3 separate regions of the Mus musculus genome follow, and regions 1 and 3 are each linked to region 2. The links are chromatin contacts, found by Hi-C or POLR2A ChIA-PET in ENCODE. All regions are on one chromosome and are shown on one strand. Each heading gives the region's core, a stretch centred on a gene start or an enhancer-like site at or near the end of the contact. The rest is flanking DNA. Distances are from core to core; before and after follow the strand shown.

The links. Hi-C counts contacts between places; a loop is a spot of excess contacts on that map. ChIA-PET counts read pairs that join two places held with the same protein, here RNA polymerase II (POLR2A).
Region 1: a map of heart shows a loop between it and region 2 (3-fold over the local background). The contact joins the promoter of Fyn here to the enhancer-like site in region 2. A Hi-C loop is called at or near these places in 5 of 37 maps with a recorded cell type or tissue (T-helper 1 cell, heart and left cerebral cortex). POLR2A ChIA-PET finds 5 or more read pairs at or near these places in 2 of 5 experiments (Patski and embryonic stem cell).
Region 3: a loop to region 2 is called in a map of heart, with 1.8 times the contacts of the local background. The contact joins two enhancer-like sites. A Hi-C loop is called at or near these places in 3 of 37 maps with a recorded cell type or tissue (all heart). POLR2A ChIA-PET finds 5 or more read pairs at or near these places in 1 of 5 experiments (embryonic stem cell).

The regions. Positions count from the first base shown.
Region 1 is chr10:39,367,832-39,371,317 of GRCm38, reverse strand. Fyn (Fyn proto-oncogene) reads right to left here and starts at 1,519. Exons shown (of 14, transcript NM_001122893.1): 1 at 1,128-1,519. It overlaps Gm31616 (predicted gene, 31616), which reads left to right and starts at 1,706. Exons shown (of 2, transcript NR_168583.1): 1 at 1,706-1,823; 2 at 2,713-3,486.
Region 2 is chr10:39,404,221-39,407,920 of GRCm38, reverse strand. The region is part of intron 2 of Fyn (Fyn proto-oncogene); the gene reads right to left. Among named protein-coding and RNA genes, the nearest start is that of Fyn, 36 kb to the right of the region's middle. Within about 2 kb of position 1,505, at least 1 of the 3 ENCODE cell types and tissues checked has a DNase peak (open chromatin) inside an H3K27ac peak, as active enhancers do; it is heart, where a contact is called at or near this core.
Region 3 is chr10:39,449,027-39,453,002 of GRCm38, reverse strand. All of the region lies in intron 2 of Fyn (Fyn proto-oncogene), which reads right to left. Among named protein-coding and RNA genes, the nearest start is that of Fyn, 81 kb to the right of the region's middle. Within about 2 kb of position 2,422, at least 2 of the 3 ENCODE cell types and tissues checked have a DNase peak (open chromatin) inside an H3K27ac peak, as active enhancers do; they include heart, where a contact is called at or near this core.

The sequences.
Region 1 (3,486 bases), core at 270-2,769, 37 kb after region 2:
GAAAGTATAGCAACTCCTAAAACAGCTGAAATAATCCCCCCCACCACCACCTTAAATAGAGAAAACTGCAGTTGCCACTCAATGCTACCAGTCTGTAAACACAGCTAAATGCCTGCACCTGCCACCCGGGATCCGGGAGCCTTCATTTTTTGGTAAGTGTGGCAGAAAAGACTAAGAGATCAACTGCTTCACCAGAAAGAAAGGGACGCCCCAGGGATGAGACACAAGAAGCATGGTGCCCTGGGTACTTTATGTGTCTCTCCTCTATGAACTGAAAGGGCTCTTTGTGTCACACACACACTCACACACACACACACACAGAATGAGTCTGATTTATTAGAGGAAGGAGGGGCAAAACGGGTGATTTTATTATCCCTCCTCCCAGTGAGTCCCAGCAAACGCCTCCTGGGCCCAAGCTTGGTGGCCTCTTTCTAGCTCAGTCAGTCCCTGTGGCCTCAAAGATAAGAGAGCCTAGAGGAGACCAAACAAAACCGTCTACCGACCTAGGGAAGTAGGGAGGAAATCCAGCGTGTCGAGAAGGGAGGAGAAATAAGCTTGAGAGAGCAAAAGGGGTGGGGGGACAGAGGAAGAGGAGGCAAGGCCAGACACAGGGGAAAGGGGAAGGGTGGGTGGGTGGTAGCACAGGAAGGGTGAAGGGGAGGGTGGGGGAAGTGCAAGGGAGGTTCCAGAAATAGGCAGGAGGATGCGCTGGGGAACGGCAAGGGCCACCGAGGGAGGAAGCCGAGAGGTGGAGGAGTGGGGCAGGGGTTGGGTGGGGAGGAAAGCAGCACGGGGCATCAATTATTAAGTGATTACATCATCCCTGACATTAAAACAACACACACAGCCCTGGTCCCCGCGGGGGGCCGCGAAAGGAGGGCGGGGGCGGAGCTGGGCCAACCTCACCCCCAAGCCAATTCCTATTTTCCACCCGGCACCCGCCGGCGGCCGAGGAAAGACACCCCGGTGCCTGCGCAGCCTCGGGGCGGCACCCCGCATCAGTGTCCTGCGTCGCGGGGCGCCCTGGAGGCTGCGCGGCGGGACCGCAGCGGGAGCAGCCCGTGCGGGGGCGCTGGGCCGGGCGTCTCCGCAGCATCCCGAGGCTCCGCGCATCCCCTGTCGCTTACCTGCTTGGCTTGGCGCTCAGCTCCGGAGCACATTCACATGGTCCTCTCCCCGCCCTCCTCCGGCGCGGCCCAGGCGGCTCCCGCGGCTCCGCGGCGGGGCCCAGGAGCTCGTGGGCCTCGCGAAGCGCCGAGGGGGCGGCGCCGGTGTCCCCGGCCCGGCAGCCCGGTCCCTCCCTGGCGCGGGTGGCGGCTTTGTGTGTGCCCGGGGAGTCCTCGAAACGCTCCGGCTAGAGGCGGCCTCGCTGAGCTCTTGACCAGCGGGCGGGTCTCGGAGGCCCGGCGCACGGCGACCCCTCCTCCTCTCTGCGGAGCCCCCTCCCCGCCGGCTGCGCTCCTGACAGATGGCGCAACTGCACCGACGCGCCGCCGCCACCGCCGCGGCTTCTCGCAGCTACTCTCGCTGATGCTCGGGCTGCTCCGGATCCCGAGGGGTTCGAGAGGGGGCGGGACACGCCCTGAGACTGTCAGGTCTTTCTGCCCTATCAAAGGGCCCGCTGAGGGCTGAGCGCCGGCAGCCATTGGTGAATGCGTCGGAGGCGGGACGGCCATGGGTGGGGCCGCCGAGTGGGTTGAGCTTTACAGTGGTGGCGGGCAGCCTGCGGTGCGCACGGCCACAGGGTGTGTGAGAGGATGCGAGGTTGGCGGAGAAGGAAGAGTTGTGTGTCTGAGGATCGTGTGGAGTTGCGAGTTGGTGAGGTGGGCAGGAGAGTGCGCAGGGAATGAGCTGCTTTCCACTTTGCCAGTGGAGACTGGCACCTGCCACTCCAGCCTCACAGCCATGGGAACCTATTTCTCCAAAGAGATAGCCTCGCCTTTGAGAGTGGGAGGATAAAATGGAAAGGTGTTAAGAATGGCGATGGCAAATTAGGGAAGTGAGGAGCAAAGTAGAGAAGTACCATTGCAGAAACTGGGAAAGCTAGGACCAGCAAACGCACAACAAATAGTAAGAAATTAATGACTTGTTAGTCTCATTTTCTTGGGTACCCAAATATGCTCCCCGCCCCCCCCCCCACACCTACCCCAGGAAAAGTGAAAGAGAAGTATGACTGAAATTCAAGGGGCCTGCAACAAAGAGTCCCAAAACCACCCAGTAGAGATTGCTTGTGCTTTTCCCTAGCTGTTTACCAGTGGCCATTGCTCGTCTGGCTCCTTGGGGCATTCAAACTTCTCTTGGTTTTCTTGTTTTCGCTGGTGGCTGAGCTGAGCTTTTTGCTCAGATTTTCCTTGACGAAATAATAGCCGGGTTGGTCTGCAGTCTTTATTTCCGATTCAGCTTTTCTATGGCAGGATGTAACTTCATAAAAAGAAACATTTTGCCTTCCTGATTTTCTTTATAGGCAATTCCTGTTTACTGAGAACTCTGTTTTAAGACATGTTCAGAATCATTTTCTTTAATGATTTTGGTAAGAAACTCATCCCTCCCCCTCAGCAAATCTAATCTTCTAAGAAGTAAGTTTAAGCGAAGCAGCCTTGGCTTCCTTAGGCGCTCAAGGTCTGTGTTATCTTTCCTGCTCAGTACATTTCCCCTGTAGTTTAAAAATACCAGTCTCTTTTGCTGACTTTTTTTTCTTTGTCTTTTCCGCAGTGCTCTTTTGAGAAATTTGCTGCTATTCAGTAAATGATCCTCATGTGATGGACGAGGAAACTGAGGACAAGAGAAGGTGACACTGAGGAATTCCATGTCCGATCTCTTCCTGAAACCTGGAGCAGATGGTACTAAGTCACTCCATTGTTAATAATTTCTTTGAGAGGAGTCTCATTTTTGGCATCTGCAGCATAATAGCTTCTTCACGTAATTAGTGGACCAATAAGAGGCAAAATGATTAAATGACAAATTAACCAACTCCCAGCAAGACTCTGTTCTGTTTTTTTCTCTTTACTTACTTTTGAAAAAAATAAATAAAAACAAAAAAACAGGAAAACCCCACAACTCTTCCTCCGGATAGCTTTAAAGGGATTCTGTCTCCACAAGAAGATTTGCTGATGTTGTGAACAAGTGAGAAAGCCCTGGAAAGATGTTAGCATTATTTCCCATTTTGATCTGCTCCCAAAGGTCATCAAAGTAGATTTGACTTAAACAGTGTCCTCAGCCTACCCAAGGCAAGCCATGCTTTGTTCTAAACCTGAAATTTTATTTTCTTACAGGCAGTATCTATTACCCAACAAATGGAGAGACATTGTTCTAGAATTTCTCTTAGATTTGGTTGTTATTTGCTTGGGTTTTTGTTTGTTCTGTTTCTCTCACCTTTAAGTCCCCTGTTTCTAGTCTAGTGTTCTTTTTTGGTTTGTCTAATCTGTGTTTCCTGTTTTGCTTTCAATGTATATTTAGTGTTATTAGCTAAGCTGTTTCCCATTTTGA
Region 2 (3,700 bases), core at 256-2,755:
CTTCCCTACTCATCAATCATTTCTCTAAAATTATCATCAGTTGTCAGTGAAGTCCCAAGAGGGCGTAATCAGAGCCATGCCACAACAGGACAGAATAGAAACCAGACAGAAGGACATCATTCATAGCTTCTGGGTGTGGACTGGGTGAGGCTAGTATCACCAGGGAAGGGGAAACTGGGACCCAGAGTGGAGAGAGGGGGCTCTGGCAGGCCAACTGACAACAGCCTTGTGAATGGGGAAGATGACACATCTTTTTAGTTCCTGAGGCGCCAGTGCCAAGCAAAAATGTTTACCCATGGCCAAACAGCTGGTTAGTGGGAGAGCAGCAACTGAAATCCAGATCAACTTCCCTTACACCTACCCTTCTAATTAATTTTATTATAAAACTCTATAGTCACATTAGCAAACACAAACAAGATTATGGGAAATCCCATAATCTCAGATCCCAAAGACAACTATTAGCATTCCAGTGTGGTTTCTGTAGGCTTTTCCCGCATAGGAATTTTGCTTTCAAAATTAAGCTTGTATTTCACAAGTGATTTTCTCTCCTACTTTCTTCTTATTTAGCAACCTAAACAGCTGTCCGGCTGACTTATTAATTTGGGCACTCCACATTTTAACCAAGACTGACCTGCACCCCATGGGGCTTTGCAGGTTGGTTACACGAGGCAAACTCAAGCATGGGACATTAGGGTTCTTTCCCACCTTTTTGGCAGTGTACAAGTGTTAGTTACAGAACAACAGGATGTTCCTCAAATTGGAAATATCACCCTCAAAAGTGTCTAACCCGCAATACTACTAGTCAACACATAATGAAAAGCTACGATATATTTATCTTGAAGGTTTCAGCATCAGTGATCTCGCTGGCCTGGAATCAAATGTATCTGACAAATGTTATTATTAATGAAGAGGGTCCAAAAATAACAAGTTAAAAAAAGCTGCCCTTCTCAGCCTCCAGAGACCACGTGCTTTTAATGGTTTACTGCTCCACTTTCCAATTCAGAAACAGCAACAAAGGAGCTACCGGTCCCCACGTCTACATTTGGAAGAACGGGAATTCTTTGAAAAGCAAGCATACTCCTTTAAAACTCAGAGTGGTCAGTCAGTCACTAAGGACTGTGTCACAGCTCAGAGCCATTGCTATTCTTCACGCCATAGACATTTCTTCTCATTCTGGTCAAGTGAATGAGGAGCCCCTGGGAACTTCTGAATTTTCATCAGGTACAGGTAGGAAGTAGAAGAGACTGCAATGTGTAAGTAAGTGTGCCGAATAGGAATGACACAGAGCATGGCTGGCACAAGGGGCCACTGTGACTGCACGGAGGTAACTGGACAAATATTTGCATGCTCCTGTGGCTGTTGTGAAAATTTTCTTAGAGGCCAAGACACCATGCATCTGACCTGGAAACAGACCTGTCTGAGCCTGGCAGCACATGCTCCCCAGGCAGTGCCTACAAGTGCTGCCAGCTCGAACCTGGTGAGGAGAGGACTGGGCATGCCCACTGCAAGCAAGACGGACTCTGCTCCCTCAGTGTAATGTGACTCCTGTCCATGAGGTCACTTGCTACTGTTTCCCTGGTGACAACTTAAAACCCCCTCACTCTTCCTCAGTATCCCACGGTTACTCCACTCTTCAAAAGGAAGCTTACTTCACCACAGCCCAGTGGTGTCCCTTTCCTGTCCAATGTTTAGCTAACCCTGCTTTCCACCTTCTCCCCAGACTTCTCTCTCCTCTTCAAAGTTACTGTTTCCTCATAGGCATGCCAATTGTTGACCCACACTTCGGAAACCAATCTGGTTTTATCCAGTGGAGTGGAGGGTGCACACACACTCTGACTCAGGAGCTCTACCCTCGCGATCTCTCACAGAGAAGCTGCTGTAGTATGCACACTCAATGCTCACGGCAGCACTGATGAAAATAGCACAAACATAAAAAAATAAAAACAGAAATGACCCAGATACCCACTGACAGGAGAAGATACTTAAAAACTGTGGTACATCTTAAAGTGGATACCATGGGAGACAGCAGTAAGATAAATTAATTTCATCATGGTACACAGATGAATCTTGAAAAAGGTCAATGGTATAAGAATATCACTTAATATGGCACTGAGAGGAGCAAAACTTCACAGTAGGTTGGTTATTCATGGAGACTGACTGAAAGCCTTGGACGTACTAGGAGAGTACTGTAACCACTGAGAAATATCTTCAACTCCAAGTTAAAACTTTCAGAGAAACATATTCTGTTAGATCTAGGTTGTCTGTGACTTCTTCAGAATAGTTCACAGCACCTGTAGAACAGCAGGAATCAGAGCAGCACAAGTTCATTTTCCTCCAATGAGTTTATTTCCATCAGACACAGAGACCATGCCGAACTGAAACAAGATCATGAAAGGTGATCACAAAAAGGTGAGGGGAGGCTGACGCTAGGGGAGGATGCTGGGGAGCACCCACTGAAGTGAGGGGAGGCTGACGCTAGGGGAGGATGCTGGGGAGGACCCACTGAAGTGAGGGGAGGCTGATACTGGGGTGTGGGGATGCTGGGGAGCACCCACTGAAGTGAGGGGAGGCTGATACTGGGGTGTGGGGATGCTGGGGAGCACCCACTGAAGTGAGGGAAGGCTGACGCTAGGGGAGGATGCTGGGGAGCACCCACTGAAGTGAAGGGAGGCTGATACTGGGAGCGAATGCTAGGGAGCACCCACTGAAGTGAGGGAAGGCTGACGCTGGGGGGCATTTATGCTGGGGAGCACTTACAAAGCTTGGCAGTTAGAGACAAAGACAAGTGGGTTAGAGCACAGGGCTGGGCTAGCAGGTCTTTCTGAATGCCACAGGAAACAGGGTAAGAGAACCAGTACAAAGTATCAGGTGAACCAGGAAGACTCCAACAGAGGTAGCCGACTGGGACACGGGAAGGCTGTGGGAGAGAAGCCAGCAGAGGTAGCCGACTGGGATACGGGAAGGCTGTGGGGAGAAGCACCTGAACTCGGGGCTTCCTCCAGGTTAGTGAACAACACTGCTGACTGCAACCCAGTCAGGAGACGGGCTGACAGGAAAGGAAGCAGAAATCGGCTGTGAGCTGCCTCAAACCTGCACTGATAGGGAAGGAATGGGGCTCCTGGGGTAAAGTTCAGGGGTAAGGATGGCTGCCGAGACTTTTATGGAAACAAGTGTAAGAGTCTCACTGAATTGCATTTTACCTCCCAGAGTCAGATGGAGACAACAAATCAGAAAAGTTGCATTCCCAACAGATAATGAGTCCTTTTTCCTGAACAGCACATTTGCTCTGTCGGTTTGAAGTCATCATTTCCCAAGCTTTTTATTTTTTTCCTCTAAACAATCTTACTCTGATATAGTAAAATCTATAAAAATAGACCCCGATCATCACCTCTTCGTCACTACAAAAAAAAGAGACAGGCAAAAGATACTACATTGGCTAGTAGTCAAAACTAATGAAATCCAAATATTTGGAACTCCAGTGAGCATCCTGGTCTTGCTCCAGCAGGTGATGGGCTCTGATCAGTGAGCATCCTGGGTTTGCTCCAGTGAGCATCCTGGGCTTGCTCCAGCAGTGGCTGGGCTCTGATAGTTGACTCATGGCCTCCCAGACTCACAGCTCAAAGTGGGCCACTACCACAACTGCTATGTCACCTGCATATCTGAGGGCTATTCCACTGTTTTCCCACGATCAAATTTGCTT
Region 3 (3,976 bases), core at 1,173-3,672, 44 kb before region 2:
AAGTATGGCCCCTGCGTCTCTAGAGCATCAAGTCCAGCAACCTCCCTTAGCTGGTCCAGAGCAGCCAGGAATCTCTCCATCTCCCAGGGTCGTGCATAGTATAGAATGGTGAACCATGTTGGCCAGGCCAGTTAGCAGCACTTGGAAACTAGACCAAGATCCAACTTCCTGTCAATCAAGCAGACCTGACCCTGTGGTGCTGCGGCAGGTCGACTGAAGAACTAGCCCCAGGAGTGATGTCTCTGCATATGAAACCAGAGGTGACAACTTCAGGTAGGTCAACTTAGTATCTGGCTACATCTTTTATTCCAAGCTCTGCGGCATCTATGATGAATCAGGGTCATGGTAGACAGGGTTTGTCCATATCCTTTTTATCCAAGCAGCTTTGTCAAGGGGTGACCGGGTATCTTTTGCCAAAAGCAAACAAAAAACAGGATAGCTATCCCTTTTCAAAGTGAAGAAAGCCTAATGATTTCCTCCAATGAGCATCAGTAACCAGGGCACAGTGACCAACTGTTTGGGCAGAAATTTACCACTGGCAGCATTTTCCACATCTAACATCATGTCAAGTGACTCTCAGGCCATGTGGCAGTGTGTTCTTCCTCTCCAGTAACTCCCAAGGCTGAGCTATTTATCTACTGTAGGAACGAGCGCTGGACCTAGCACATAACTCTTTTATACTACAGCACATTTATCGCCATCTCATTAGGATTTGGATATATGCTTTTAGTTACCAGTAGAAACAACTAACGCATAACAAAGAGTGGTTTGTCTTCTGCATCTTTGTGCAGTCGTGAAGGAGTAATGCTGATTTTGTGGGCACTCCCACACAACAGTGCATAGCCCCCTTTGTACTCTCTGTTTCTAGGGAACACCAAGGCTGTGCATGACATCTGAACACACTATGAACAGGGATGGTTCTCATCAATGCAGGGTTATGCTCAATTTCTTCTTCCTAAGGGAGCCCTCGCATACACTTCCCCAGCCACCGTGCCTTAAGAGCAGGGCAACAGTCCCTGAAGGGGAGCCATCAGGATGGTTTAGGGCTTTGCAGGACACTAGCCCACTGACAGGACCTTTCACAGGAGTTGTCAAACCAAGCTTTCCCAGGTGACTGCTGTGAATACTCTGTGTATACTCAGGGTGGAGACCCCCAGACTCTTGCCAGTGACCGAGTCAACAATAAACTTACAGGTCAACATAAGCCAACGAGACAGAAGAGTTTACTTACTGGGAGCTTCCTGCTCTTCTGGGAGGATCTCTTTTGTCCGGTGTGTGTGTGTGTGTGTGTGTGTGTGTGTGTGTTTGTGTGTGTGTGTGTGTGTGTGTGTGTGTGTGTGTGTGTGTGTGAGTGATATGCCTGGGACGTTCACAGCTCTGCTGCTGTAGCCTGGGGATGCATGCTGCTGGTCCTGGAGCTAGGGAGAGCACAGGGAAGCAAGCTCAGTGTAGATGAGCCCAGCACCTCTGAGTTCCCATGCACTCCTCACTGCTTAGGTCTCCGTGAGTGGAGGAGCTCTCAATCCTGAGTAAGGTTATAAATGAGAGAGAGTGGCAAGGCCCTGGTCACGCCCCTTTCTGAGGAGTCCAACTCTGCAGAGCTTCATTCTGTTCAGGGAACTGACCCAGCAGTGCCCTGGTTACGGTGACCGTCTCGTGTCTGCATTTCCAGAAGCTTCCAACTCAGCTGGACTCAATCTGCTAGCGGATATGCTGAGCACTTCCCAAATTATCTTAACCAGAGTGGCCACTGGTTGCCTTCCTGAGAAGTCACATGGATGTCATTTCCTGTAAAGACAATAGGAGACTAACTGCTCAGCCCCAGCCTCCAATAGGGAAGGTATGTAATTACTGAAGGGTAAATAAGGAAGAGCTTGGGGCTTCTGGATCTGCTCCAATTACTTGTGGGATCCGGTAGGTGGGTGGGTGGGTGGGTGGGTGGGTGGGTGGGTGGGTGGGCTCCCTGGTCTGGAAAAGATCTGAGGGCTGTATCCTCTGCAGGCATTTATACCCTTTCACATGTTGCTGGGTCTCAGTAAAGACCCAGATTTCTGAGGAAAGCAAGCAGACTGGCCATTACACAGAGCCACATGTGGCTTCAGTGTCATTTTGATTCCCATGTAGGAGTTGTGTATAGTTGTGGAGGTCGGGAGTGTCCCACAGACAACTCTGGTGTTTCCTTGCTTGTCAGCCCCATTGGGGAGAGGCCTATGCTGGGATTTACCTGATTCTGTGTCTGTTGTGGTGGCCTGCTGAGAACGAGTCTTCTGTCAGGCAGTGAGACGCTGCTATCTGCCTCCCTCACAGCTTCTGCCGCAGCTGCCCACCTCTCAGACCCTTTCTGCTTTCCCTTCCCTGCCCGCTTCCCTACTTCCAATTTCCCCAGTCCCAGCAGCATCCTGTGCCATCAATTCAAGCTGCCCTGCTGCCATTCTGGCTTGCGCCTCATCCGCTACCTTCAGCTGGAAGGCAGGACCTCTCCTTGGTCACTGCTGTGTCCCAGTGCTTGTGCAGATCCTGGCATGGGACTAAGAGAGTGTCTCACGGGAGCTCCTGCTACTTCCTGTCTCTGGCTTCTCTCCCGCCTTACTGTATATATGAATATTTAGGGCACAGGCTGCTTAGGTCCCAACTACAACCTGTCATCTGGGAAGGATTTATAGCCTAGACCCATACTTCAAAAGTGAGAAATGTTTTACTGTGGCTAAGAAGCTTGTGAGAGGCCTTCTAAGCAGAGGGCAGCAGAGATGGGCATTTTAGCCAGGCTGCTAACCCAGCGCTTTGGCTGCTATGTCAACACTCGTGCACACACGCACAACAGTCTCTCCAGGGAGCCTACTATGCAGTGAGCACTCAAAAATATTTGTTGACTGGCTGAATAAATGACTGGGTCTCAATGAACGTTGCAAGGGGTTGATCAGTTTGTCATATAGTGGAATGCTCTCCAAAAATACCGACAAGGAATGGGGGTTACGAAGCTGCCAGCCAGAAACCAGACTCTGTCCCACACGGTCACTGAGTCACGTCCATCCCGGACTGTTGAATCAATGACACTATTAGAAAGTCCATGACTACCAGGTATGATGACACACACCTGTAATCTCAAAACCTGGGAGGCTAAGGCAGGAGGATTACAAGATGATGCCAGCTTGGGCTACACATTGCTAGACCCTGTCTCAAGATAAAACAAAATCAGTGAATAAAAAACAAAACAAAACAAAACAAAAAACCAACCCAAGTACCTATTATTTATAAGGTTGAACACAAGCAAAGAATAAGGTCTGAGAGAGGTGGTGAGCCCTTCCCTGCCTTCTCCACTCCCCTGTGGCTACTGCTGTCATGTGTAGAGCTGGCATCTTTTGAGCACAGTAACAAGAGATTTAAAACTCAGCCCCAACTCCACCTCCTCAGCACAATATTCTCTGAAGACCTATAGCCAAATGGTCCAAAGATGAGAGCTCTGAGTGGTCCACTGACACACTGAACAAGCACCATACAAACAAAGCTTCACCCACCGCCAGAGCCAGGACGGTTTGCTAGTGAACCATACCCACTCTGAGTGACTGCAGACTTCCCTCCTCCTTTTGGGTGGAGTCGGGGGCTGACTAACAGGGTACTCTGGGAAGGCCTCACTGACCTATGGGCTAGCCCCGCCTGCCAATTCTGCTTTCCCTCCAGAAAGCTATATGGCCTCAAGCAAGGCTGTGGTTTTATGATTTGCTGGAGTAGAAGCAAACAGCAAAGGGAGGAGGGGGAGGAAGGGGAGGAAGGGGAGGAAGGGGAAGAGGAAGATGAAGATGAGGAAGACAGAGTGGAGAACAGCATAGGAGGTACTAGGCCAGCAGGAAGGAAGTACTGACCAAACACAGACTAAGGGAATGTCAAAGTCAAACTTCAAAAGCTGGCTGCTCCTTTTATTTTGAGCACTAGGAAGACACTGCAGAGGCTCACTTGTGTGCAAGGAAAGCACGGGCAG